Regions from separate parts of the Homo sapiens genome. Here regions 1, 2 and 4 are each linked to region 3. A link is a contact called in ENCODE Hi-C or POLR2A ChIA-PET data. All regions are on one chromosome and are shown on one strand. Each heading gives the region's core, a stretch centred on a gene start or an enhancer-like site at or near the end of the contact. The rest is flanking DNA. Distances are from core to core; before and after follow the strand shown.

The links. Hi-C counts contacts between places; a loop is a spot of excess contacts on that map. ChIA-PET counts read pairs that join two places held with the same protein, here RNA polymerase II (POLR2A). Pooled maps may share reads with other maps.
Region 1: a loop to region 3 is called in a pooled map, with 13 times the contacts of the local background. The contact joins the promoter of DAZAP2 here to the promoter of RACGAP1 in region 3. A Hi-C loop is called at or near these places in 1 of 37 single-sample maps with no recorded cell type and 7 of 50 pooled maps. POLR2A ChIA-PET finds 5 or more read pairs at or near these places in 1 of 52 experiments (activated T-cell).
Region 2: a loop to region 3 is called in a pooled map, with 5 times the contacts of the local background. The contact joins the promoter of GALNT6 here to the promoter of RACGAP1 in region 3. A Hi-C loop is called at or near these places in 3 of 50 pooled maps. POLR2A ChIA-PET finds 5 or more read pairs at or near these places in 2 of 52 experiments (BJ and T-cell).
Region 4: a loop to region 3 is called in a map of CD8-positive, alpha-beta T cell, with 16 times the contacts of the local background. The contact joins the promoter of CCNT1 here to the promoter of RACGAP1 in region 3. A Hi-C loop is called at or near these places in 3 of 168 maps with a recorded cell type or tissue (CD4-positive, alpha-beta T cell, CD4-positive, alpha-beta memory T cell and CD8-positive, alpha-beta T cell) and 7 of 50 pooled maps.

The regions. Positions count from the first base shown.
Region 1 is chr12:51,236,329-51,243,227 of GRCh38, reverse strand. DAZAP2 (DAZ associated protein 2) reads right to left here and starts at 4,402. Exons shown (of 4, transcript NM_014764.4): 1 at 4,308-4,402; 2 at 2,767-2,885; 3 at 2,112-2,357; 4 at 1-898. The coding sequence starts at 4,320. The coding sequence ends at 770. RefSeq lists enhancers at 2,803-3,439, 4,156-4,405, 4,329-4,623, 4,715-5,352 and a silencer at 4,496-4,605.
Region 2 is chr12:51,390,143-51,397,905 of GRCh38, reverse strand. GALNT6 (polypeptide N-acetylgalactosaminyltransferase 6) reads left to right here and starts at 6,500. Exons shown (of 12, transcript NM_007210.4): 1 at 6,500-6,619; 2 at 6,969-7,056. It also overlaps a transcript of SLC4A8 not described here. RefSeq lists enhancers at 4,020-4,109, 6,153-6,737, 6,738-7,323 and a silencer at 5,928-6,467.
Region 3 is chr12:50,023,417-50,031,040 of GRCh38, reverse strand. It overlaps RACGAP1 (Rac GTPase activating protein 1), which reads left to right and starts at 5,547. Exons shown (of 17, transcript NM_001319999.2): 1 at 5,547-5,643. RefSeq lists enhancers at 3,441-3,735, 5,595-5,684.
Region 4 is chr12:48,712,563-48,719,407 of GRCh38, reverse strand. CCNT1 (cyclin T1) reads left to right here and starts at 2,701. Exons shown (of 9, transcript NM_001240.4): 1 at 2,701-2,893; 2 at 4,884-4,965. The coding sequence starts at 2,733. RefSeq lists enhancers at 1,947-2,186, 1,586-2,586, 2,657-2,936.

The sequences.
Region 1 (6,899 bases), core at 3,153-5,652, 1.2 Mb before region 3:
CCAAAGCAAATTTGGGTTAGGTTCGTGTATGCAGAGACAACCTATGAGGAGGGCCCATAAGGCACCCTCCACTTTTGCCTGAGGAGATACGAAAGCAGAAGTAATGGCATCTGTACTTGGGGCACAGAGAGGGTTTCAGAGGATCCTTGTGAAACACTAGTTAAAAGATGACGAGTGGGGAGAAGTGCGAGGAAAGAAGGAAATTAGTCTGACTGGCTTTCTGTCCTGCACCATTGATTCAATGGAGACTGGCGGGAGGAAATGGAAGACTAGGGTTGGAGATGGGATGGGTGGGGCAAGGGATGGAAAGGAAAAGGCAGACAACTAATGCGTTCCATTTATAACAAGTAATATATATCAAAGACTTAAAGGAGATTAAAGACCAATCAGAATAATTTGGCAACTTTAATTCTTAGGAAGATCAAAGTTCCCTCCAAACCTAATTTGATGTTTTATTACTAAAAGCAAAGACCAGTATGGTACAGTATTACTCCAGAGAAATTAAAGGAAAATCCTTAGGGCGGCTTCACCCACATTCATTTTATGAATGGATACCTCCCCTACCTCAAAATGCTTTAGGGAGGTACTGCTACCATTACATGGTTCCTTATTAAATTTGAAAAGTGCCTGAAAGTTTGGGCACCAGAAAGACACCCCAACAACATGTGTCTAAACTGCAACTTCAGGTTAATATGACTAAAGCAGTTACATTGTGAGAAGTGCTGAAGGTATGTGATGTCTTTCCCGGCACAGAGGTGGCCTTGGTTCCTCACCAGATGGTGTAGCCACCATCTGAACCACCCATGAAGAAGTTCCCCTTCCGCTGAGTTACGAGGACGTTGGCTCCCTGCATGACTGCAAGCTGAGCAGCATTGGGAGGGCATCCAGGAGGTGGAGGCTGAAAGGAAATGACATGATAGAATGGGCACAGGGCAGCTAATATAAGCGAAGGGGACATAGGGGAAGCAGAGGCCTGTTAGGATGAGGCAATGTGCTAACCAGCTGCGTTTTAAGGAGCTAGTTCCGCCACCAATTTGAGTTCTAAAGTAGGTCTATACTTTATGTGAACCCAAAGATACAAACAGGAAAGGGAGCCTACCACTCATTCAAAGGGTTCCAGCTCTAAGATGAAGCCTATGGCTACCTTCTGAACATGAACAGACCAGACCAACAGTCATTTTGAGGGTAGAGAACCACTGTCCTACTCACATTCCCAAAACAGGGACAGGGTGCCAGTCCATGTATGAATCCCACATGGTCCCTACATAGTTTTTAATTTTTAATTTTTTTTTTTTTTAATTTTTTTGAGATAGAGTCTTGCTCTTGTCGCCCAGGCTGGAGTGCAGTGGTGGGATCTCAGCTCACTGCAACCTCCACCTCCCAGGTTCAAGTGATTCTCCTGTCTTAGCCTCCCAAGTAGCTGGGATTACAGACGCCTGCCACCATGCCCGGCTAATTTTTGTATTTATAGTAGAGTCGGGGTTTCACCATGTTGGCCAGCCTGGTCTCAAACTCCTGACCTCAGGTGAGCCACCGTGCTTCGCCCTTACACAGTTTTTGAATGAACTACTGGAAAACTGAAGGCTCGCTAATGACACATTCACTTCATCTCTAGCATGTAGTTACTGAGCAGTCATTTGAGCTCTAAATCCCACGCACTGGGGAATTAAGTAGGAAAAAATGATAACTAAAATTGTTAATATCTTTCTAAAAGCTACTTACTAGGGATTATACATTCTACTTTTTTAATTATCAGGGTTCCTAGTGCAACACCATGCTGATGGCAAATATTAAGTAAATGGTAAATGCTTATGGAATGAATAAGGAGCATTACTAGACCAGTTCAGTGTACCACAATGAACTGGAAAAGCAGCAAGCAGGACTCGACAGACATGAAAACAAAAGAATCTGGTTAACTCAGCCCCCAGTGAGATGCTACTCACTTGCCACAGTTCTGCCCCCTCAAACACTTTCTGCCTGAGTATTGGATGTCAGTAGTTGTACCAACACTGGCAACTATCATCCAGAAATGGTAAGAGAATGAATATGAAGTCATTTCAGAAAGTTAAAATACACAAGGGCTGAGTTTCTTCTGATGAGGTCATACTCACAGGAATGTTGCCAGCAGTAGCCCCAGCTCCAAATCTGGCACCTGCATCATACCCTCCTTCCACCAGCACTGTGGAGCCAGGTGGATAGATGGGACCGACTGGATAATAAGCCATGGGGATTGTGGAACCTAAAGGCCCAACAGCCACAGACTGGGCCATGGGAAGATACAGAGAGGCTCCAGGAAATGCGGCTGACATGGTGGGGACTGTGGCAGCCCCTGGGTGCACAAAGCTCGGACGATAGAGCTAGAAGAGGCAGAAGAGAAGGCAAAATGTTACTTTATGACATTCCTATTTGAGATCTCTTTAATGAGCTAATTCTTAATTCTCCTTATGCAGGTTATACTTTTTGTAAGATTATACAAGTTGCCTTTCCACTGGCCTTCAATATTCTCCTGGATCACTTTCTGCTATAGCTAATGTTGGGCTCACAGAACGCAAATTCATCTTCTGCACCTTAGCCTGTGCCAAATAACACAAAATCATCAAATAATGCACTTTCAACTCCGACAAAAATTGCCAAATTATATAGTGTTTTAGATTATTCATGTTAGCATTTGTGAAGAGTAAATATGTGAAGTCAGATTTAGCTAAGGACTAAAGGACCACCCTAAGAGTATTCCCAGCTAGTTCAAATCTGGCAAACTGGAAGCACCTCTGAGTAGGCAGGTGGAGCATCGGTATAGGGTGGAGCCTGAGGAAGATGCAAGGTCTGAGGGTATACTGGATTCCCAGGAGGCTGCACAGGGTAGGTTGGCTGTGTTGGATATTGACCTGAAAGACAAGAAAAAAATGAAGGTTGCCTACTACACAGAGCTACCAAAATGAGGCAGGTCATATCGGGTAGCTAACTTAGTGGGAGCAAGCAGAAGGGGATTTGCAAATAGTCTGCCCCAGAGGGCCTGATTCCTGGAACTAAGAAAATATGCATTGTCTTTGCACCCTTAAAATGGAAGGTGCTGGATTCTAACGAGACAAGAAAGGCACTGCTCACTGCTCCTACTAACATACCGAAGTAAGGGGTTAAGTCTACCTGGGCCCAAGTTCCCTCCGGAATGCAGGACAGGTCTGGGGTTCTGGCCTGCTGCTGTTCTGGCTTATCAAGGGTGCCTCTGCTCTAGGTAGTCTCCACAGCCTGTCTACAACCAGCCCAGACTTCGTGGGTAACAGCAGTTCTGATTTTCCTTACAGATTACTATTCAAGGTCGACTTCCAAACAAAGGGTGTGAATGATGGAAGTGAACCGTGAGACTGGGAAAAGGGTGCAGGGCTGAGGGGTGAGGAGGAATATCCTCACTGGAAAAGCGGGGGATCAGGTTTGGTTTTTTGTTTGTTCTGAGACGGAGTCTCGCTCTTTTGCCCAGGCTGGAGTGCAGTGGCGCGATCTCGGCTCACTGCAACCTCCGTCTCCTGGGTTCAAGCAATTCTCCTACCCCAGCCTCCCGAGTAGCTGGGATTACAGGCGCCCGCCACCACGCCCAGCTGATTTTTGTATTTTTTAATAGAGACGGGGTTTCACCACGTTGGCCAGGCTGGTCTCGAACTCTTGACCTCAGGTGATCCGCCCGCCTCGACCTCCCAAACTGCTGGGATTACAGGCGTGAGCAACCTCGCTCGGCCTTTTTTTTTTTTTTTTTTCTATTCCTTTTTTACCCCCTCAACCTATTCCTGCGTTATGGGAATCATGTTCCGACAGACACACTGGTACAACCACAGAAAAGGGGAGAAGTTCTGATCCCGTCAGCGAAGGGCGAGGGGGTGCGAAGGGAAGGAAAAGAGACCTCACAGGCCCCGGCCCACGAACCAACTCCAGCAATTCAGTAGTTAAGTTCGGCCCCGCTGGGGGTTCCGGAGCGCGGCGCCCCGCCTCCGCCGGCTCTCCATTGGCCTACGCGAATGCCTGCGCTAGCGCTCTATTTGCTCCTGCGGATGCCCATCATGTCAAGCCCCCCCACCACCCGAGCCCGCAGCTCCAAACTGCGCCACAGAGTTTACGGAGGAAAGGGCCTGGAGGCAGCAAGCTGCCGTAATTTGGGTATGACGAAGGCGTCAGGCGCAGCGCCCTGGACTGCAGCCGGCCAAGGAGCATGGCGCAGCCCACCCCAAACCTGGCGTTTGGTGACCCTGGGCTCCGAATCCGCTCGCTCTGGGCCAGCAGTACTCCCCCCGACGGCCTCTGCCACCCTCGGTCCTTGCCTTTGCTGTTCATGGTGGTTGCGGGTCCGGTTTGTCTCGGCGTCGCGGACGGTTATTTTTTTCGTCCTCTTCCTGTTCGGAGCTACTTCCGTGTCACATGATGGTCCGTCCGCCTAGCGTCACCCGACGCCCGAGTGGCGCTGCCGCCGGAAACTCCGCCCCTGCTCCGGGCCTCCAGTCGGCCGCGGGAGGGTCCGCGCGGTCCCGCCCACTCGCCTTGGCCCCACCCCCTGCTCGTTTCTGTCCTCCCCCCCCCTACCGGTGTCCCTCAGCTGGAGAAAAACCAAATGCAGGTATTGTCTGGAAACAGGATCTTTTCTCTGTTGGACGCTCGGATGCAGAACGATGCAAGCATTCCCCGGAACCTTTTTCCACCTACACGCATTCACTCAAGGTCACCTCACCTTGGCAACCTTCCACGAGGGGCTTAGATTTCTGCAAATTTGTCGCACTGCCTGAAATCGGCTCCCCACACCTTAGTTTATCATGCGTCCCTCCCCACCAAGCCCAACTTAAGCTTCAGCTCTGTTAAAATTTATTTTGCCACTCCAGCTCACATGTATCCTTTCCTGAATGAGACCTGCACTGGAATCTTCGCTGCCCTGTCTTCCCCAGGACAGTCGTTGCCTTTCTCACGTACAGGAAGGGGTTATGTTTTCCGTGCTGTACGCAACACCTGGCACTGAAACTGACATAACTGCACTACCCATGGAGTGTTTGTGGCCCTTTCCTTTTTTTAGCACCTGTTGCAGGTGACCTGTATGGTACCTCTATTTTTCTCTATGTATGGCTTCTCTTTCTAACCTAATTATCCTTAAGGGCAAAGATGGCATCCTTTAGGGCAGCGATTAAGTGTTTTCTTTTCTTTTTCTTTTTTTTTTGAGACGGAGTCTTGCTCGCTTGCCCAGGCTAGAGTGCAGTGGGGCGATCTCACCACAGCCTCCACCTCCCGGGTTCAGGCAATTCTCCTGCCTCAGCTTCCTGAGTAGCTGGGCCTACAGGCGTGCGCCACCATTCCTGGCTAATTTTTGTATTTTTAGTAGAGACGGGGTTTCACTATGTTGGCCAGGCTGGTTTTCTTTCTTTCTAAAAAAAGTTTTAATTTTTTCTTTTCTTTTTTTTTTTTTTTTTTTTTTTGAGATGGAGTCTTGCTCTGTCGCCCAGGCTGGAGTGCAGTGGCATGATCTCGGTTCACTGCAACCTCCGCCTCCTGGGTTCAAGCAATTCTCCTGCCTCAGCCTCCCGAATAGCTGGGATTACAGGTGCCCGCCACCACGACCGGCAAATTTTGTATTTTTTAGTAGAGACGGGGTTTCACCATGTTGGCCAGGCTGGTCTCGAACTCCTGACCTCAGGTGATCCACCTGCCTCGGCCTCCCAAGGTTCTGGGATTACAGGCATAAGCCACTGCGCCGAGCCTTATTTTTATTTATTTATTTATTTATTTATTTATTTATTTATTTATTTATTTATTTTTGAGACAGAGGCTTGGTCTGTCGCCAGGCTGGAGTGCAGTGGCGCAATCTCAGCTCACTGCAACCTCCGCCTCCAGGGTTCTAAGCGATTCTCCTGCCTCAGCCTCCCGACTAGCTGGGATTACAGGCACGTGCTATTCATTTTTTAATACAGAGATGGGGTCTCCCTGTGTTGGCCAGGCTGGTCTTGAATTTCCAGCCTCAAGCGATCTTGCCACCTCCATTGTCCAATGATTAAAGGGTTAACTCTTAGGACCCAGGAACTCTCCTGGGCCTACCTCCTGCTCATGTAAACTGCCCTCAGATTGGTCAGGCCTACTTTACAGGTTGTTGGGTATTTTGCTTGTCACAGTGGGACCTGGGCATTGGGAAAACCAGGGCAGAGCCAAATGAGATTACTAACAAAAATGAAAGAGTTGCAGGCCAGTGCTTTCTCTGGCAGGTGGAATTAAGAAGTAAATGGTGGCTGGGTGCAACAGCTCACACCTGTAATCCCAACACTTTGGGCAGCCTAGGCAGGAGGATCGCTTGAGCCAGGAGTTCAGAACCAGCCTAGGCAGCATAGTGAGACTTCATCTCTACAAAAAAAAGTAGTAGTAATTAGCTACTTTCTTGAACAGGATCAAACTTTGGCATTTTCTTCATTCTCGTAGATTCCCCAATGAGATGAAGATGTTTATTTGGTCATTTATCAAACATTCTTTCTTACATTAATTTAACAAATATTTTTTGAGCACCTATTATGTGCCAGGCCCTGTGACAGGCACTAGGGAAATAATAATGAAGAGACAGGCATAGTCCATACTCTCATGGAATTTATGGTCTACCTAATGGGAGAGACAGAAAAGTGAACACATAATATGATTAGTGCTGACATAAAGACAGCATGGAGTGTGAGGAGAACACATAGGTGAGGCACCTACTCTATTCTGATGTAGTCAGGGAAGGTTTCCTGATGCAAGTGATGTCTGAGATGAAATCTGAAGGGTGAGAGCAGGTTAAGCAAGTGAAGAGGGTTCCTGGAAGAGGGAACTGCTTATGCAAAGGCCTAGAGGTGAGAAGGCTTATAGAGGGGGAGGGCATGAAAGAGTTCAGTGTAGCCAGAGCATACTGGTAA
Region 2 (7,763 bases), core at 5,251-7,750, 1.4 Mb before region 3:
TATAGAGACAGGGGTCTCACTATGTTGCCCAGGCTGGTCTCAAACTCCTGGACACAAGCAATCCTCCCGTCTTAGCCTCCCAAAGTGCTAGGATTACAGGCATTATCCAACACTGCTAAGTTATAACACCATCAATTTAAGATACATACCAATTTCAGATATGTTAAAGATTTTTAAAAATGCACCTTAGAATTGATGAAATTTATATGTACATATAAATCATATATGCATAGAAAAAGAGCAGACTATATCATACCAAAATAGCAACATTGGTTATCTCTAGGTAACATAATTATGGATAACTTGTCTTCTTTTTTTGTGATTTTCTGTGCATCTGAAATTTTGCACATTGAAAATGTGATATTTGGATCATTAGGAAAAATAATATATTCCCCATCCCACCTGACTCTTTCAACCCTTCTCCCTGTCTCTTATTCTCCTCTCTGTTCTCTTTATGTTCTTTGTCCACGTCCCAATCCAATGCCATGCTAAGCCAAATTGGAGCTTGAGGCAAAAGGAAAAATACAAGCTCCTGGCTTTAAGGCAAGCAAACTCATTAGTCATATTTTCAAAACTAACTGTTTTGCTTATTTCATTTTGAATTGTAAGATTGCCACGTTTGACAGTTTCCCTTGACCAAGTGATGATCTTAAATAAATTATAATTAACTAAGGCTGAGACCGGGCGTGGTGGCTCACGCCTGTAATCCCAGCACTTTGGGAGGCCGAGGTGGGCGGATCACGAGGTCAGGAGTTCAAGACCAGCCTGGCCAATATGGTGAAACCCCGTCTCTACTAAAAATACAAAAATTAGCCGGGTGTGGTGGCACACACCTGTAATCCCAGCTACTCGGGAGGCTGAGGCACGAGAATCGCTTGAACCTGGAAGGTGGAGGTTGCAGTGAGCTGAGATCGTGCGACTGCATTCCAGCCTGGGCGACAGAATGAGACTCCGTCTCAAAAAAAAAAAAAAAAAAAAAATTAACTAAGGCTGAAGTAAAATCATAATAAATTCCATTTTGGAACAAATAAAATATTTAAAGTAATGCTGTGAGTTTTAATACACCTATGTTTCAAGTTTTAAATGTTTTTTCAACTACTTTAATGCTCTAGGAAAAAATAACCATTCAAAAAATACAGAAAAATATGTATGAGGGTATATATTTTTCTTTTTTCCTTAGGCTTCAATATGGCTTAGAAGGAAACTAGTCTTTTTTTTTTTTTTAAATAAAGATGGGGTCTCACTATGTTGCCCAGGCTGGTCTTAAACTCCTGCGCTCAAGTGATCCTCTTGCCTCAGCCTCCCAAAGTGCTGGGATTACAGACATGAGCCACCAGGCCCAGCTGATTCTTTATTTTGAATTTTTGATACTTTGTCCATCACTGATTTTTTGCATTAATTTTGATTTTTTTAAAATATTGCATTAAAGTATTATTTATCTTGGTTACTGAGTTTTTAGATGCCCCCATAAATTTTGCACTCAAGAGAAGTGCCCTCACTTGCCTTACCCTAGTCCTAGCCCTGCTCCTTCATAGTCATTTTTACATCAGGCTCCCCTGACAAACTATGGGTGTCTGGATGAGACAGACATGACTTATTATCCTTGTATCTCCACACCTGACCTAGCATAGAGGCTAACACATGGAGCACTTTAACAGCATTTTATTGAAGGGAGGAATGGAGGAAGGAAAGAAGAAAAACAGCTAATATTATAATGGCTAACATCCAAATTTCAACTGACTGCTTATTGTGTACCAGATGCTGGGTTAAGCACTTTGCTTATTTAATCTTACAACCCAATCATAAAAATAACATATCCATTTTACAGATGAGGAAATTGAGGCACACAGAAATGGGTGAATTGTAGCGCATGAGTGATTATGGCAGAACTAGGAGCAGCTCTGCTTGGGTTCCCTAAAATATTTCTCGCTTTAACTGTTTCTCTCCTGAGCATGGGAATGAGATGAGGAGTAAATGTGAATATGCAGGAAAGTAGAGCAGCAGATGTAATTTAGAAGACCCAACTCTCACACTTTCATGTGTTATCTCACTTGAGCTTCATTAACAACCCCAGGTATCATTAACTGCACTTCACAGATAAGAAACAAAGAGGTAGGGAGGGAGTGGGAGACTCCGTTGTTTCCCTCAGGGTAGAGGAGAGTGGGTGAGATGAGAGGTAGTGATAGGACAGAGGGAGGTTGACCAGCTGGCCTCCCTACTAACCTCCTTGGCAAGTTCACGGCATCCCTTGCACACTCCCCTAGCTAAGTGGAGCCAGCACCTCCCCCTGAAGGGCAGGTCTCCCTCACTCTGCCCCACCAGAGGTGGGTATCCCCTCACCAGGGACCGTGTGGAAGGAAGAGACTAGATAAAGGCCAGGGCTGGTGTCAACGGCCTCACAGAGCTGCCTTTGTCACACTTCCACTGTTCTGCTCCCCTCCAGGTTTCCTGCCTTATGGTGGGGAACACCCTTGATGCACACTCATGTGAAAAGTGAAACTCAGAACACCCAAAACCCGAATCTAAAACAGCCAAGAAATAAAAATAAGATCGTGAGAAAAAAAAAAAAGAAATTCATAGGACTTCCTGAGAAGGGGTCATCCTGGGTCTTTGCAGTTAACAGAATCTAGACATGTCCTGCAGAAGCGCTTATGGGAACTTTCAGTCAGGAATATGCACGGGACCTTGGACCCAAGGTTTCTGGAGATAGAGACAATGTCTAGAGAGGTGGGAAATGGAGCTTTCACTGTATACATTTTCATAGTGCCTGACTTATTACCATGTGCATATATAACTTTTTCATTTTTATTTTCCATTTCATTTACGTATAACTTTTTCATTTACAGAAACCCGTTTTTTTTTTATTTATTTTTTTCAGAGACATGGTCTTGCTCTGTTGCCCAGACTAGAATGTAGCATTGCAGTCACAGCTCGCCGCAGCCTCTAACTCCTAGGCTCAAGCAATCCTCCCACCTGAGCCTCCGAAGTAACTGGGACCACAGGCACATGCCAACACACCCAGCTAATTTTATTTTCATTTTTTCACTATCATATATGTTTTTTAAACTTTTAGGTTCAGGAGTACATGTCCAGGTTTGTTACATGGGTAAATTGCATGTTGCGAGGGTTTGGTGTACAGATGATTTTGTCATCCAGGTAATAAGCATAATACCCGCTAGGTAGTTTTTGATCTTCTCCCTCTTCCCACCCTCCACCCTCAAGTGGGCCCCCGTGCCTGTTGTATTTTTATTTTTTGTAGAGACAGGGTCTCGCTGTATCAGGCTGAACTCAAAGTCCCGGCTTCAAGTGATCTCCCACCTCAGCCTCCCAAAGTGCTGGGATTACAGGCATGAGCCACCACTCCCAGCCTAAAAAACCATTTTTCGAAAGTTGCCTGTACCAGCGGAGGCAGAAATTGCAGTCACTATTCTGTGGTGGCTCATCTGCAAACCTTCCTGGCTTGGTGGAGAGGAAGCCTGCACCGTCCTTCCTGTTAGGAGAGAACAGCTCAGTGCATGACACATTAGGGGTGGGTCACACATCCTGCGGACTCATGAACCTCCAAATTAGGCAGCTAATTATTCTGAGGATTCCAAGTCACATTTAAAATCAGCGTCAGCTGAAGTAAAATCAGATGAGTAATTTGCTTCCGGAATGCGAAACACACAACGCAGACTGCTGCTACTTCTTGGGAAGCTGGGCCCGGCCCTCTCAGGAGCACCAGGCTGGGGGTAATGGCCATGACCCTGTCCTGGGAAGGAATAGGGGCCATTCACCTCAGGTTAGGTTGGGTCCTGACTAAGGTGCAAGACTCACGTCAGGATCACACAACCCCTGAGGGTCAAAGGGCAGAGGTGGAGGAAGGACAGAGCAAAGACGGTAGGTCCGACCTGTACAGGGAGTGTTCAGCCCCAAGAAGAGAGACATGAGGGGCAGCATCCCACAATCTTCCACAGGAAGTGCCCTCATTCTGAGAAAGACAGCTGTCAAGTAAGGCACATGACAAGAATAGAAGCAGCTGGGGCAGTGAGGTGGAATCAGAGTCCAGAGGGTCTACAGATGGGCTAAGGGATGCTCAAGGAAGCTCTGTAGAAAGTCTCTCTAGGAGCTTAAAGCCCACGGCCTGGAATGTGAAAGGAAGGGAGTTGGTGGAAGGCTGCTTAGAGTTAGGGGAGTCGGGCATCATGCCAAGAGTGAGCAGATGAACCCCTTTCTACTCCTGGGAGAATGTCCATCCTTCACGTCACTCTGATCATGTGTAGCTGGGCAACTCTTCTTCTCCACACTCTGCTGGCCTTCTCTCCTGACTCCATCAAAGAACATCTCACCTTCTGAATAGATCAAACCTACCTTGGAGTCTCAGGTTAGAAAAAAAGATTACTTTCTTCATTCACCTGTTAACACCCGGCTGGCTTCCCTGCCTTTCCCAGTGCGTGTCAGAACTTCTTGCTAGGATCTACTCACTCATGCTCCTGCTCCCAGGTCTTAGGGTCTTAGAAATACAAATTCATGGCTGGACTCGGTGGCTCATGCCTCTAATCCCATCACTTTGCGAGGCCGAGGCAACAGGATGGCTTGAGCCCAGGAGTTTGAAACCAACCTGGGCAACATGGCGAAACTCCCTCTCTACAAAAAAAAGTTAGCTGGGCATGGTGGCATGCATCTGTGGAGGCTGAAGCAGGAGAACAGCTTGAGACCCGGAGGTCAAGGCTGCAGTGAGCCGTGATAGCTCCACTGCACTCCAGCCTGGGCAGTAGAGCAAGAAAAGAAAAGAAAGAGAGAAAGAAAGAGAAAAAGAAGGAAAGAAAGAGAAAGAAGGAAAGAGAGAGAGAGAAAGGAGAGACAGAGAGAGTAAGAAAGAAAGAAAAAAGAAAAAAGGAGGGAGGCGGGGCAGCAGAAAGAGGAAGAAAACAGAAAGAAAGAAAGACAAATTTATTTAAATATCAAAACAAAAGAGAAACTGAACTAGTGGTAGAAGTTTCTACCATAGAAAGTTTTCAAATTATTGGCTATTTGGAGTCATGCGCGCTCCTTCTCTGTTGCTAAGGCCCCAAAAGATTGCAGCACACGAGGCAGCGCCGGAGAGGACCACTGAGCAGCACGGGCCCTGGCGGGGTAATTCCGAACACCGGCTTAGGAGGCGGGTTTACCAGGATTCTCATTCCAGCCCTGCCACTAATTGTTCAGGGTTCTCAAGGTCGAGCATGCACAAAATCACCCGGAGGGCTTTTAAAACACAAGTCGCCGGGCCCAACCCGAGTTTCGGAATATTTAGGTCTGCGGTGGGGCCCATTTCTTTTCTTTTCTTTTCTTTTTTTCTTTTTTTTTTTTTTTGATACGGAATCTCGCTCTGTCGCCAGGCTGGAGTGCAGTGGCGTGATCTCGGCTCACTGCAACCTCCCCCTCCCGAGTTCAAGCGATTCTCCGGCCTCAGCCTCCCGAGTAGCTGGGATTACAGACGCCCGCCACTACGCCCAGCTAATTTCTTGTATTTTTAGTAGAGACGGGGTTTCACCATGTTGGCCAGGCTGGTCTCGAATTCCTAACCTTGTGATCCGCCCGCCTCGGCCTCCCAAAGTACTGGGATTACAGGCATGAACCACCGCGCCCGGCCAAAATTTCTAATAAGTTCTCAGGTGATTCTGACTGGCGCTGCTGGTGGGGGATCCCACTTTGAGAAACACCCTCTGCTGTGTGAGCAGCTGCCTCCCCGGTACATTCGGAATAATCATAGTAGGTTTAAAGTTTGCTGGGGCTGGGATTCACCTGATACCTGGCACTTGGAGCCCTTGACACAGTTCATGGCACACGGAATACGAGCTCTTGTTGGATGGAGCACAAATGAGAAGCAAACCTGGGGCAGGACCCCGGGGCCCATGGCCGCCCCGCCGCGTTTCCCCCTCCGGGGCAGGCCTCCGGGCTCCGAGCGCTCCAGGCTGGCGCGCAGCACATTCCGGTTCCATGCACCCGCCGCCCGCGGCTCTGCTAATGCCTGTCCTCTTTGGGGTGACTAGGACCCTCCAATCTTTTTCCGCGCTGAAAGCCTGGCCGCAAAGACCGCACCCCCGGGGCGGGCTGAGACGCAGAGAAGCCGGGGCGCCCCTCTGCCGGTCCGCCGGGAGTTCCCGGGCCCGCAGCAGGCTGAGGACACGGCGGGACCCGCTGCACCTGGCCAGGGAGGGGCGGGGCGGGCGCGTTAGTGCAGCTGGGGGAGGTCCCGCCCCGGTCCCACCCTCCCGGCCGTCCGGTGGGGAAACCCGGGAGCCACCCCGCGGCGCGGCTGCGGCTTTGCCTCGGCGCGACAGGTAAGCGGCAGAAGGAGCCCGCGACCCTCTCCCCGGGAGGGCCCCCCTGAGCTCCCCGACTGCTCGGACTTCCCTTCGGCGGATCTCGCTTCTGCCGAGTCCTCGCTCTCACCTCCTCCTCCGCCAGCCTTCGCCTCTTCCTCTTCCTCCTCACTACCCCCGACAGTAAAATGAAGGGGCTGGGCCAGGCTGGTCCCTCCTGCCTTCGCTCTCTGCTGGTCGCGGTGGCCTGTAGCTCCTCCCTCGGTAGGACCCCCCTCCACCTTGGCGCTTACGAGATGAATGAGGAGCCCAGACCTCTGGAACTTGGAGGGGTGAGAGGGGGACAAGCCAGAGCCAGGGCTCCACACCCTCTTCCCCTCACCCACCCATGCCCTGCATTCCTTCTGTGCCCCGTCTCCCCAGATCGGGCCACCCCATGTGCTCTGGTACGGCAACTCTTGCAGAGAGGTTTCCTCCTGCCCTGCCACGTTGCGCCTGAGCAGAAGGGGACAGCAAGGAGAAGCCTCGCTGGTGGAGGTCGGTCTGAGCCCTGCTTGGTTGAATTCCCTCCAGAGCCTGGGGGCTTTTGGGGGTGGGAAGGGATCTGCCTCCTGCTGTGGGGAAATGGAATCTGCTGGGTGTTCATGACTGTGACTGTCACCGACTTCCCTATTTCCTCAGTTGTTCAGATTCCCAGGCTGACAAAAAGGAGAAACAGCTTTTACTTGCATCCAGGGCCAATCATCGCAGACCCAGACGTCTGCAGAGGGTAGGATGGGGCTCTTCTGTGTATGGGGGTGGAGGGTGGTCAGTTTGCCCACAAAGCTTACAGCAGACCCCTTCTAGCAGCCGACAACCCATTGCAGCACTCTCAGAAAGGATGTTAACTCTGTGCTCTGAGCTCGCCCCCAGGCCCACACACACAATTTACAGGCACTGGGTGAGGTTCATAGTTCTGGACACACCAAAGAGCCTCGAGGACTTTTGCGCCTTCTACCAGAGATGTGTGTGCACCACACAGGCCCTATTCTCCGCTCCAGACAGATGAGCTGTCTCCCTTCCCATCAAAGGAAAGGTTAAGAAGGATGAGACAGGGAAATTCATGTGATGATGAAAACCAGGTCAGGTGAGGGGTTTGAAATATGCTTTGGTTCCGGCCACATGTGGTGGCTCATGCCTGTAATCCCAGCACTTTGGGAGGCTGAGGCTGGTGCATCACCTGAGATCAGGAGTTCGAGACCAGCCTGGCCAACATGGCAAAACCCCATCTCCACAAAAAATACAAAAAGTTAGCCGGGCATGGTGGCAGGCGCCTGTAATTCCAGCTACTTGGGAGGCTGAGGCAGGAGAATTGTTTGAACCTGGGAAGCAGAGGTTGCAGTGAGCTGAGATCGCACCATTGCATTCCAGCCTGGGCAATAAGAGCAAAACTCTGTCTCAAAAAAAAAAAAAAAAAAAAAAAGAAAGAAAGAAAGA
Region 3 (7,624 bases), core at 4,298-6,797:
TGGGAGACCAAGGCAGATGGATCACCTGAGGTCACCAGTTTGAGACCAGCCTGGCCAACATGGTGAAACCCCATCTCTACTAAAAATACAAAAAGTAGCCAGGCATGGTGGTGGGCGCCTGTAATCCCAGCTACTCTGGAGGCTGAGGCAGGAGAATCTCTTGAAACTGGGAGGCGGAGGTTGCAGTGGGCCGAGATCACGCCATTGCACTCCAGCCTGGGTGAAAGAGCAAAACTCCGTCTCACACACACACACACACAAAAGACATAAAATTGAACATATTTATCATGTACAACATGATGTTTTGAAGTATAATGTATATATATTATGGTTTTTGTTTTGTTTTGTTTCTGAGACAGAGTTTCACTCTGTCGCCCAGTCTGGAGTGCAGTGGCGCAATCGCGGGTTACTGCAACCTCTGCCTTCTGAGTTCAAGCAATTCTCCTGCCTCAGCCTCCTGAGTAGCTGGGATTATAGGCATGTGCCACGACGCCCGACTGATTTTTGTATTTTTTAGTAGAGACAGGGCTTCACCATGTTGGGCAGGCTGTTTTCAAACTCCTGGCCTCAAGTGATCCACCCTTCTCAGCCTCCCAAAGTGCTGGGATTACAGGTGTGAGCTACCACGTGCTCTCAGACTGTACATATATTATGGAATGATTAAATATAGCTGCTTTTTTTTTTTTTTTTTTGAGACAAGGTCTTGCTCTGTCACTCAGGCTGGAGTGCAGTGGTGCAATCATAGCTCACTGCAGCCTTGAACCCCTGGGCTCAAGTGATCCTCCTGCCTCAGGCTTGCAAGTAGCTGGACTAGCCAAGCCCACTACATTCAGCTAGTTTGTTTGTTTTAAATGAAAGCAAGTTTGTTAAGAAAGTAAAGGAATAAATGAGTGGCTACTCCATAGGCACAGGAGCCTAATTTTTCAGTTTTTTGTAGAGAGGAGGTCTCGATATATTCCCCAGGATGGTCTTGAACTCCGGGCCTCCAGTGATCCTGTCGTCTCAGCCTCCCAAAGCACTGGGATTACAGGCATGAGCCACAGCTTGTCTGGCCAAATCTAGCTCATTAATTAAGCTATGCATCACTTCACATAGTCATCATTTCTGTAGTAGAATTGCATTTTAATTTTTATTTATTTATTTTTTTTGAGACGGAGTCTCGCTCTGTTGCCCAGGCTGGAGTGCAGTGGCGCAATCTCAGCTCACTGCAACCTCCACTTCCCAGGTTCAAGCAATTCTCCTGCCTCAGCCTCCCGAGTAGCTGGGACTACAGGCGCCCGCCACCACGCCCAGCTAATTTTTTGTATTTTTAGTAGAGATGGGGTTTCACCATGTTAACCAGGATGGTCATGATCTCCTGACCTCGTGATCTGCCCACCTCGGCCTCCCAAAGTTCTGGGATTACAGGCGTGAGCCACCGTGCCCAGCCCTCAAATTTTTTTTTAATTAAATTAAATTTTATTTTTTGAGACAGAGACTCGCACTGTCACCCAGGCTGGAGGGCAGTGGCACAATCTCGGTTCACTGCAACCTCCGTCTCCCGGGTTCAAGAGCGATTCTCCTGACTCAGCCTCTCGAGTAGCTGGGATTACAAGCACACACCACCATGCCCGGCTGCTGTTTTTTGTTTGTTTGTTTGTTTGTTTGTTTGTTTTTGAGATGGAGTCTTGCTCTGTTGCCAGGCTGGTGTGCAGTGGCGCGATCTCAGCTCACTGCAACCTCTGCCTGCCGGGTTCAAGTGATTTTTCTGCCTCAGCCTCCTGAGTAGCTGGGACTATAGGCGTGCAGACCACCATGCCCAGCTAATTTTTTTTTTTTTTTTTTTGAGATGGAGTCTCACTTTGTCGCCCAGGCTGGAGTGCAGTGGCGCGATCTCGGGTCACTGCAACCTCTGCCTCCCAGGTTCAAGCCATTCTCCTGCCTCAGCCTCCTGAGTAGCTGGGACTACAGGCGCACGCCGCCACGCCTGGCTAATTTTTTGTATTTTAGTAGAGACAGGGTTTCACCATGTTGGCCAAGATGGTCTCGATCTCTTGACCTCGTGATCTGCCCACCTCGGCCTCCCAAAGTGCTGGGAATACAGGCATGAGCCACTGTGCCCGGCCTAACTTTTGTGTTGTTAGTAGAGACAGGGTTTCACCATGTTGGCCAGGCTGGTCTTGAACTCCTGACCTCAGGTGATCTGCCTGCCCTGGCCTCCCAAAGTGCTGAGATTACAAGTGTGAGCCACTGTGCCCGGCCATAATTGCATTTTTATTTTTATTTTTTTGAGACAGAGTCTTTCTCTGTCACCCAGGCTGGGGTGCAATGGCATGATCTCAGCTCACCGCGACCTGTGCCTCCCAGGTTCGACCAATTCTCCTGCCTCAGCCTCCCAAGTAGCTGGGATTACAGGCATCCACCAGCACACTTGGCTAATTTTTTTCGCATTTTTAGTAGAGACGGGTTTTCACCATGTTGGCCAGGCTGGTCTCGAACTCCTGATCTCAAGAGATCCACAGGCCTCGGCCTCCCAAAGGGCTGGGATTACAGGCGTAAGCCACCTCGCCCAGCCATAATTGCATTTTTAAAAGATCACTTGAGGAGTAAAGAATGCAAGGGAGGGCAAACAGTTTCACTGGGGTTGGACTACCAGATTGGACAAGGGTAGTGACAGGGGGAAGGAGAAAAGTGGGCACACACAAGAGATCTGTACTTAGGAGTTTCACTCAGTAATTGAGGTGTAAGGGAAAGAGAGAAAGCTGAGGCATTCTACACTCCCCTGCTTCTCTCCCTCACCCCTGAGGTCCAATCATTTAATAAGTCCATTTCATTTCATTGATTGATTTCATAAATATCTTTCCCACCTGTCCCCTCCTTGTCATCCCACTGCCACTGGCCTAAATAGAGAGTCTACCTTTACATTTTTCCCTTTCCAGACAATCCTGCTTGCCATGTTAGCATATGTTCTATCCAAAGACAAATCAGTCAAGTCAGTCCAAGTCCCATTGTCTTGTCATTGAGTCCGTTACAGGATCAAGTCCAATCCGTTCCTAGTGTGGTCTCATCCTACTTTGCCAGTCTCTCCTTTTCCTTCTCAGGCCAAAGCTACTCAAGAAGCATCACACTCACTTAACCCCCAACATCACCTGAAAGTTGAGGTAAATGTTCCTTCACAGCCTAAACCTTCATAAACGCTTTCTCGTGTATTGATTGATTGATTGATTGATTGATTTGAGATGGAGTCACGCCCTGTTGCCCTGGCTGGAGTGCAGTGGCATGATCTCGGCTCACCACAACCTCTGCCTCCCGGGTTCAAGCGATTCTCTTGCCTCAGCCTCCCGAGTAGCTGGGATTACAGGCGTCTGCCACCACGCCTGGCTAATTTTTGTATTTTTAGTAGAGATGCGGTTTCACTATGTTGGCCAGGCTGGTCTCGAACTCCTGACCTCACGATCCACCCGCCTCGGCTTCCCAAAGTGCTGGGATTACAGGCATGAGCCACTGTGCCTGGCCTTGTGTATTTATTAAATATATGCTTGCCTCATTCTTCAGAGGTCACATGATCTTCCTATTGCCAGTAATTTTCCATTCCCTTCTCTCCTGTAAATTCCTATTCACACAAGACCCAGCTCAGATCAGTCTCTGCAGGCTTTTTTAACACTCCCACTCCCCAGATAGGATTAATTGCTTCCTTGTCTGTGCTCCTAAAGTACTTTATACATGTCTTTGTCCTACTACTTATTTCATTTTATTATAGGTATCTAAGCAGGCACAGGCTAATGCAATCAATGAATGCTCCTGACCTTGAAAGGTTGTTAGGAGGATTAAATGGGATAACAAATGCACAGTTCATATTTTCTTTCTTCATCCCTTTCTTAATAATATTAATAATAATCTGTATTGCAGTTTACCAAGTATAAACTTTGATAGTGTACCACACTGTGTCTCAGTCGATCTGGGAATAAACCTGTGAGATAGAGATGGGATTATTATTTCTACATTATACTTGGAGGAAGTGAAGTACAGAAGTATTAAAAAGTGATAATATGGGTGGGTCAGCCGAACGCCTGCTATTGTTCAAGGCCAGGTGGAGTGCTACTGTCTGTAATCCCAGTGCTTTGGGAGGCTCAGGTGGGAGGATCACCTAAGGCCAGGAGTTCAAGACTAGCCTGGACAACATAGTGAGACCCTTCTCTACAAAAGATAAACAAACAAGCAAAAGAATTACCTTGATCATGTGCCTGTAGTCCTAGGTATGAGGGAGGATCCCTTGAGTGTAGGAGTTCATATTTGCAGTGAGCTATAATTGTGCCACTGCACTCCAGCCTGCGTGACAGAGTAAGACCCTGTCTCTAAAATAAAAGTGGAGTCAAATTTTCGGGTTACAAAATTTGTGATGTGATTTTTGGATAAAATACAATTTTATATATTTATGGTGATGTTTTGATGTATGTATACACTGTGGAATGACTAAATCAAGCGAATTAATATATCCATTACCTCACATACTTTATTGAGGTGTGTGGTGAGAGCATTTAAGATCTACTCTTAGCAATTTTCAAATGCATTATACTTTGTTATTAACTACAGTCACTGTGTTGTACAATAGATCTAAATTTTCCTCTAACTGAAATTTTATATCTCTTGACCAACATCTCCCTAATCTCCCTCCCCCAAATCTGTGATCTTTCTTTTCTTTTTTTTTTTTTAAATTAAGGACCAATGTGACAGTAAGTGATCTTTCCTTTAAACCACAGCGCTTCTTGTATGCTCCAGCCAGTATTTTTCCAAATTGCGGGTAGCCATGCGTTGTTGAGTAGTGAGTTCTGGGTACTTTGCATGTAGTAAGGATGAGCAGAGTTTTCATTACCCGGTTGCAACGTAAAATGTATTTCTCACTGTGGGTCCAGAGTTTTTAAAAAGCATGAAAGCTCCTGTGCTAGCACAATGCCAAGTTCTAAATAACGTTTATTAAATGGAATTATAGTATTTTATTTTCATTTTGTATTTATTTTTGTTTTCTAGAGCTATCGCCTCCATTCGTAGCTACTGGACAGTAGAGACCATACCATCTTTATTTTTCCGATTCCCAGTGGAGTGCTTGTGATGATGTGGGCTCATTCAATGTGTGTCAAATAAAAGTCTGAATGGATACATCAATGGAAGGGATAATATAGCTCAGTGAATGTGCTTGAAACTAACTGCTGTTCTAACTCCTGGTATTCTTCTGATTCTACTGTGAGAGCTGACATTGTTCAGTTAATCGTTTCCAAGGGCCCTAGTCCCGCAGACAGTGAGACCAAGAATAATTCGCATTCAGGAAGTACCACTTGCCCTTAGTCAATATGGCATCCTGAATGACTTCCGGAAAGGGCACCGCAAAAAAAAACAAAAAAAACCGAAAAACCGTTGACATTAGTCAAAATGGCCACCTTTGGCTTCGCTTTGTCAGAATGCGCATGCTCATTCCCGTTCCCGTCACCTCCGCGTGGCCCTGACGCGTACGTCACACCGTAGAGGGACGGCGCGGGAGGAATAAATTTCTCTGTGATTGGTTGGTGAAGGTTTTCAAACCGGAGCTGTGGGCGCGGCGCTGCTCTGCCGTTGGGTGAGGCGCGGAGCGAAGTGAAGGGTGGCCCAGGTGGGGCCAGGCTGACTGAAGTGAGTAGTGGGGGTGCCAGACCAGGTGCGTCTGCCGCTGGATTGTGATAGGAAGCAGAGTGTTCGTGTGGTGAGCCGTGGCCGCCGCGGGGGTCCGGGACAGCGGGACAGCGGGACAGGCTGGCAGCCACAGCCTCTCCACTCGGGCTTTTCTGGGGTGGGGGTCGTGGCAGGTCGAATGGACGCGGCCTGGGAGGGTCGGGGGCTTCTGTCTTGGCGCCGGGTTTTGTGGAAAGCCGGGGGCGTCTTTTTGAGGTGGTGGCTGGACCAGGGCAGGAGTCATCCTAAACAAGAGTCTCTCAGTCAGATACGAGTTTAAGAGTGGTTGGAGTGACACCCCATCGTTTTCGAAGGGAAGAGCCCTGGTGTTTGAGAGGCCCGGGCGGCCTGCAGTGGAGCCCCTCTACTTCGTGGGTCTCGTATGTCTAGGGAGGCAAGGCAAGGCAATGACATCTTGTCCTTCTCATCCTGATTCTTACCCTCAGTAACAACGAGGCCTTACTTGTACACTTTCACGTACATTTCTCTTCACAGGATTTCATCCGTAGGCCGAGAGGTGTGTGTCGGAAAGTGGGGGTAGGTGGGTAGATAAGCCCTTTTTTTTTTTAAGAAAGCATTATCTTTCTAATGTGTCGGGTAAATAAGCTTTCCGAGTTATTGTAGGTGTTTAGAGAAGGCGCCTTTCCTGTAGCTTAATCATTCAATAAGTATTTATCTTTTGGAGGGGACTTAAAAAAATTTTTGTATATTTAGGGGGTACAAGTGCAGATTTCTTACATGCATATATCGCGTCGTGGTGAGGTCTGGTCTCTTAGTGTCCCCATCACTCAAATAGTGAACATTGTACCCAATACGTAGTTTTTCAACCCTCAGCCCCCTCCACCTTCCCATCTTTTGTATTCTCCAGTGTGTATTATTCCACTCTGTATGTCTGTGTACCCATTGATTAGCTTTCACTTATAAGTGAGAACATGCGGTATTTGACATTCTGAGTTATTTCACTGAGGATAATGGCCTCCAGTTCTATCCATGTTGCTGCAAAAGACGTGATTTCATTCTTTTTTATGGCTGAGTAGTATTCTGTGGTGTATGTCTGTCTATATATTACATTTTCTTTATCCAATCCTTCGTTGATGAACACTTAGGTTGATACCGTATCTTTGCTACTGTAAATTCTGCTGTGATAAATATATCAATGCAGGGGTCTTTTTGATATACTGATTTCTTTTTTTTTTTTGAGACGGAGTCTCGCTGTGTCGCCCAGGCTGGAGTGCAGTGGCGCGATCTCGGCTCACTGCAAGCTCCGCCTCCCGGATTCACGCCATTCTCCTGCCTCAGCCTCCCGAGTAGCTGGGACTATAGGGGCCCGTCACCACGCCCGGCTAATTTTTTGTATTTTTAGTAGAGACGGGGTTTCACCGTTTTAGCCAGGATGGTCTTGATCTACTGACCTCCTGATCTGCCCACCTCGGCCTCCCAAAGTGCTGGGATTACAGGCATGAGCCACCACGCCCGGCCGATATACTGATTTCTTACCCTTATACCCATTAGTGGGATTGCTGGATTGAATGGTAGTTCCATTTTTAGTTCTTTGAGAAGTCTCCATACTGTTTTCCATAAAGGTTGTACTAGTTTACTTTTTTTTTCTTTTTCTTTTTCTTTTTTGAGAAGGAGTCTTGCTCTGTGGTCCAGGCTGAAGTGCAGTGGTGCGATCTTGGCTCACTGCAAACTCTGCCTCCCGGGTTCAAATGATTCTTCTGCCTCAGCCTCCGGAGTAGCTGGAATTACAGGTGTGCACCACCATGCCTGGCTAATTTTTTATTTTTAATAGAGATACGGTTTCACCATGTTGGCCAGGCTGGTCTTGAACTTCTGGCCTCAAGTGATCAGACTGCCTTGGCCTCTCAAAATGATGGGATTAGAGGCGTCAGCCACCATGCCTGGCCTGTTTACTTTCATTCAATAGGTATTTCTTAAGTGC
Region 4 (6,845 bases), core at 1,452-3,951, 1.3 Mb after region 3:
TACCCAAATCTCATCTTGAATTGCAACTCCCACAATTTCCACATATGGTAGGAGGAACCCGGTGGGAGGTGATTGAATTATGGGGGTGGGTCTTTCCTGTGCTGTTCTCATGATAGTGAATGAGTCTCATGAGATCTGATGGTTTTAAAAAAATGGGAGTTTGCCTGCACAAGCTCTCTGTTTGCCTGCTGTCATCCATGTAAGATGTCACTTGCTCCTCCTTGCCTTCCGCCATGATTGTGAGGCTTCCCCAGCCACGTGGAACTGTGAGTTCTCCATTAAACTTCTTTCCTTTGTAAATTGCCCAGTCTTGGGTTTGTCTTTATCAGCAGCGTGAAAATGGACTAACACAGCTGTTCAAAAGATAACATACATGACTACATAACTGAAAAAGTGCTTATTCTACTAAAAAATCTATTTTGTAAGTGCTTATTCTCTTAATAGTAAAGAGTCTGTGAGGGAAGAAATTTGAAATCCCAAGTTCTTTTACTTTATAACTAGAAGTAAGTCATTTAAATCTTCCTGAACCTCAATTTCTCCAGGGTAAAATGGAGCTAATACTAACTACAGGCAGTATATGGCAGAGGTGACCTGAATGGAAAGAAATACTTCTGAGAATGAATGACAATCAAGCATAGTAAGATCACCCATGCCTAGAAATGACAAAACCCAAAATATTATCAAAGCAAGATGAAGGATTCTAATATTATCCAAATCTATCTAAAATTACCCATATTTAATCAAGGTAAACTGAATATGGTTCCAGAAAAGCAGGAATACAGCTTGCGTGAATGGAAAGATCAATGGAATTAGATTTAAGATCTACACTTATTAGTGGTGTAGTGAGGGCAAACTCCCAAAGCCTCAGTTTCTGTATTGTGGGTGTTTTGCACATTTATCTGACAAAGATTTATGGACTATTTACTAGGGCCAGGGCTTTACTAGGTAAGTGCCATACAAAAATGAAGGCATTGCTCTTGCCTTCAATTTCAATACAATGTAACAAATATTATAACAATAAGGGCTACTGAATATTTTCTAAGTACTAGGTACTATTATAAATACTTTTTACTCATTAAATCTTTACTCCCTTTCACTATCTAAAACATAGGTATTATCACAGAAAAGAGGCATAGAGAAGTTAACTATCTTGCCCAGCACCAAACAGTTATCAGAGGCTGGAGCTGGGATGTATCTTTTTTTTTTTTTTTTTTTTTGAGAAGGAGTCTCGCAATGTTGCCCAGGCTGGAGTGCAGTGGCGCGATTTCGGCCCACTGCAACTTCTGCCTCCCGGGTTCAAATGATTCTCCTGCCTCAGCCTCCCGAGTAGCTGGGAGTACAGGCGTGCGCCACCACGCCTGGCTAATTTTTGTATTTTCAGTAGAGATGAGGTTTCACCATGTTGGCCAGGCTGGTCTCGAACTCCCGACTTCAGGTGATCCACCCGCCTTGGCCTCCCAAAGTGCTGGGATTATAGGCTTGAGCCACCGCGCCCGGCAAAGGAGCTGGGAAATATTTTGACAGAGGGCAAGAACTTGCTAATCTGTGCAAGTGAGGGGTAGTGGTGGAGGCTTTCCACACTCAAGGGGCAGTTTTAGTTCACCCATTCGCAAACGTACTTAAAAATTACCTCTTAGAGTTGTGCTGAATAAATGAAACAGTATATTTAAGTCAGTATTGTGCCTGGGACATGTAAGCTCTTAATTAATGTTATTAATTTCATTTTATTCCTTTAAGTTGGATCACTGGCGAACAACGTGAGAATGTTTTCATGCCTTTGGCTACACATTAAAGCGACCTCTCCAAATGGGTTGTCGCATTTTACATTGCTACCAACAATGTAACAGCCTTCTAGTTGCTTTATGCTCCGATATACGAAAGAGCCCCACCATTTGATTCTGTTTTTCAGTTTCTGACAGCCTCACCTACTTTCTCTTTCAAGTTCATCTGCCACATTTTTACTTATTTTATTTTTTTGAGACGGAGTCTCGCTTTCTCACCCAGGCTGGAGGCTGGGGTGCAGTGGCGTGATCTCGGCTCACTGCGATCTCCGCCTCCCGGGTTCAAGCGATTCTCCTGCCTCAGCTTCCCGAGTAGCTGGGACTACAGGCGCGCGACACCACGCCGGCTAATTTTGTATTTTTAGTAGAGACGGGGGTTTCACCATATTGGCCAGGCTGGTCTCGAACTCCTGACCTCGTGATCCGCCCGCTTCGGGCTCCCAAAGTGCTGGGATTACAGGCGTGAACCACCGCGCCCGGCCCATCTGCCCCATTTTACATCACCACTGCCGTCACAAACAAAGTTCTCGTAAGAACCGCCAAGCGGCGCGTGGGCGGCCGCCCCATCCCACTATAATTGCGGCCTCGCAGCCTGACCCGGGGCGCCAACGCTCAATCCGGTTCTCGCGGGAAGATACACGGTTTTTAAGAAAGAACTTCTAACCCCACTCCACCGCCCAACGGTCACGTGACGCGCCTGCGTCCTCGCCTCAAGGTTTTTTCTGGTCGCATATTGGCTGTTAACTCGGCTACGGGGTGTAGCGAGGTGCATTCCGGAAGTAGGTCCTTTGACTTTTGCTTCCTCTACGGAGGCAAGTAACAACCCGGCGGTCGACGCTTAGCGGAAGTTCGTCAAGTCGCAGTTGCCCCCGCACAGCGGATGTGGGTCGCCTCTTAGGTGACGCTGGGAAGTGCCTGCAGCCTTCGCCGCTGCCTTCTGGTTGAAGCACTATGGAGGGAGAGAGGAAGAACAACAACAAACGGTGGTATTTCACTCGAGAACAGCTGGAAAATAGCCCATCCCGTCGTTTTGGCGTGGACCCAGATAAAGAACTTTCTTATCGCCAGCAGGCGGCCAATCTGCTTCAGGACATGGGGCAGCGTCTTAACGTGTATCCTTGTGGCCTAGGCCTTCGGCCTTGGAGTTGGTCCCGCCATGCTCTGGCGTCCGGGTCTCAGGCTCTGTGGGGGGGACGAAAGTGGGGAAGAAGGTGGGCAGAAGCTGGATGTCTAGTTGGGAGAGCCCACGATGGGGCGGGCTGAAACTCAGTTAGCGCTAGGGAAGCGAGGCAGAGTTGATTTCCCGCTCGCTCACCCGTGCCGCCAGCCTTGCTGGGAATTCGTATCCTTCCCGGCTTTGTGTTTTAACCAGCCCTTCCAACTCTGTCTTCATTGTGTTCTGATCTGCTCTGGTGACGTTAAGATTCTCATTTTCCGCTGTGCCCTAGGGGTCTAGGTCTGGCAGAGGTTTCTCTGTTGACGGCTGCCTCCCAAACCTAGTGTGTAAATTTCGAGAAATTCAGTACCTGAAAGTGTTATAAAGGGTGGACTAGAATTAATGCCTCAGCCTTGGTCCAAAATCCATTCCTCATCTACTAGCTGTTTAAGTGACCTCTCAAATTTTTGGCCGTCTTGTCTATAAAATGGGATAATACCTCTTGTGTTTGATTCTGTGTCCAGCACAGTGCTTTGCATTCAGATGCTCAGTTAGTAGCTACTGTTTTATAGAATTTCAGAGGAAAGATGTTAGTTTACGTTTGTAGGGGATACCCACGAATCTAATGTTTTAAATAGTTTACAAAATACCGGGTCCTTAACTTACTTAGAGTGATGATATGTATTTCATTTTCAAAAATGAGGTAACGGCTGGATGCGGTGGCTCACGCCTGTAATCTCTGCACTTTGGGAGGCCGAGGCGGGTGGATCACCTGAGGTCAGGAGTTCGAGACCAGCCTGGCCAACATGATTAAACCCCTGTCTCTACTAAAAATACAAAAAATTACCCCGGCGTAGTGGCGGGCAGCTGTAATCCCAGCTAGTCAGGAGGCCGACGCAGGAAAATCGCTTGAACCCGGGAGGCGGAGGTTGCAGTTAGCCGAGATGGCGCCACTGCACTCCAGCTTGGGCAACAATAGTGAAACTCCGTCTCAGAAAAAAAAAATTAAAAAAAAAATGAGGTAACCTCTCCCACATATTTTTGTTTGTTAGGAAATACACTTATTTTATGGTGGAGAAAACTAGTATAGTTTTAAATTTCTTTCCACTCTGCGTGTGAAAATTTTCTTGGGTGCAGCTTCTATTTAAATGTGTGGCTGACAGTAATGTGTGTATCTTAAGGGTGTGTTCATCTCAAAATGGGTGTCTGTTTTATCGCCAGTTTGTTTCCTGCTGATGTCCAGGTTTGTTTCCTAAGCATCCTGTCAGTATGGAGTTAAATCTTTTTGTTCGAAATTCTATTTCAGTGCATCCTTAAAATGCTTTCCTTTTTGTATGTGTGTTGTCATTAAGGTTGTCAGCCAGGCGCGGTGGCTCGCGCCTGTAATACCAGCACTTTCGGAGGCCAAGGCAGGTCGATCAGTTGAGGCCAGGAGTTCAAGACCAGCCTGGCCAACATGGTGAAACCATGTCTCTACTAAAAATACAAAAAGTAGCCAGGTCTGTTGGTGGGCGCCTGTAATCTCAGCTACTGGGGAAGCTGAGGCAGGAGAATCGCTTGAATTTGGGAGGTAGAGGTTTCAGTGGGCCAAGATGGTGCCACCGCACTCCAGTGTGGGCGACAGAGTGTGAGCCACCGCGCCTGGCCGCCTTATATAGTTTTTAAAAAAATCTGTCTAGATTCATACATCCTGAGATGTTTGTTTATTCATTCAGTACATTTATATTAAATATTTGTTATGTGTAAGGCATTGTGCTAAGTGTCAGTTGGCGATTAATAATTTGGTGAAAGAAAACAGACATATTCTTTGATTTGGAGAGATAAGTATGATTTTCATTTAGTAGTATCTACTTGCTTGGCCATTTCATCCTTTTGGGAGGGAGATAGAGGTTATCTTTTCCAGAATTATACCTGCCTGTTTTTGGATCTTAACTTGAACACTTCAGCTCACAATTGACTATCAACACTGCTATAGTATACATGCATCGATTCTACATGATTCAGTCCTTCACACAGTTCCCTGGAAATGTAAGTATAATTTTTTTATATGATATAATCCTTTTGTGATTGATTCCACCTACCTATTCCATTTGTGGTTGGTCTTTGCTACTGAACTGTAACTTGAACTTTAGAATTTAGGGTTGATCACTTCCATTATGTGCTGTGTTGCTGTTCTGAATCCAGCTTTTCAGTTTTCCTGTTAAGTGTCTACTTGTCTAGTGGATTTAGTATATCCATGTCGATTCTCTAAAGAAGTAGATTAGGCCGGGTGCAGTGGCTCACAACTGTAATCCCAGCACTTTGAGAGACTGAGATGGGAGGATCACTTGAGCCCAGGAGTTCAAAACCAGCCTGGGCAACATAATGAGACCTCATTTCTACAAAATATCAAAAACAAAAACAAAAAGCAAGTAGCTGGGTGTTGTGGTATGCATCTGTGGTCTCAGCTACTCCAGCAGCTGGCAAGAGGATTGCTTGAACTCAGGGAGTTGAGGATGCAGTGAGCCAAGATTGAGTCGCTTCACTCCAGCCTGGGCATCAGAGTGAGACCCTGTCTTCAAAAAAAACCCCAAAAAACAGATTATCAGACATCTAAAGTCAACATTTTGGGGTTGGAGGAGTAACATTAAAGGGGAAATCATGTGGAATTTAGGTATAGCTTTCTTTTTCTTGCTGGGGTAGGGAGACAGGCAGGGTCTTGCCCTGTTGTCCATGGTGGAATGCAGTGATTTGATTATGGCTCATTGCAGCCTTAACCTTCTGGGCTCAAGCAGTCCTCCTGCCGTAGCCTCCCAAGTAACTGGGACCACAGGCTTGCCAACATATCTGGTAATTTTTAAAATTTTTTTTGTGAAGATGGGGTCTCCCTGTGTTGTCCAGCCTGGTCTCAAACTCCAGGGTTCAAGGGATCCTTCCGCCTCCGCCTTCTAAAATGTTGGGATTACAGTCATGAGCCGCCATTCCTGGCATTAATTTTGAAGTAGTTTATAAAATATGGTCACAGCAAAAGAAGTAAATGTAAGTTACTTAGATTTTCCAAAAGCCTTTGATAAAATTCCAGTCAGCAGTTGGAGGGGAAAGCACATTATGTAATAATAACTGGGAAAATGACTTTTAAGAACATGAAAAATAGGCTATGCATGGTGGCTCATTCTTATGTATAATCACAGCACCTTGGGAGGTTCAGGTGGGAGGACTGATTGAGCCCAGGAGTTGGAGACCAGCCTGGGCAACACGGTGAGACCCCGTTTCTACAAAAAAAAAAAAAAAGGTAAAAAAAATTTTACAAAGAACAGGAAGAATAAAATTATACTAATAAAGAAATTTTATTTTTTTGTACAGAATTATAAATAGTGATCTTTTCAGTGTAGCTATTTGAAATGGTCCTATTTAACATTATTATAAATGACTTGGAATTGAATGCATAGTGATATCCCAGTTCTAGGAAGGACTGTATTTACTTAATAAAACGCCAAGGTAATAGGGATAAACTTGATGAGTACTTCATATGGATTGATTTTTTTTTTTTTGAGATGGAGTTTCGCTCTTGTTGCCCAGGATGGAGTGCAATGGCACGATCTTGGCCCTTTGCAACCTCCGCCTCGCAGATTCAAGCAATCCTCTTTCCTCAGCCTCCCAAGTAGCTGGGATTACATGCATGTGCCACCACACCTGGCTAATTTTTGTATTTTTAGTAGAGACGAGGTTTCACCACGTTGGCCAGGCTGGTTTTGAACTCCTGACCTCAGGTGATCTGCCCGCCTCAGCCTCCCAAAGTGTTGGGATTACAGGTGTGAGCCACTGCACCGGCTGTATACTTCAAATGGATTTGTGAGTCAAGTATTTCCCTGCTTTTTTTTTTTTTTTTTTTTTTTATTTTTTTTTTTTTTTAAGGAAAAGATTATCCT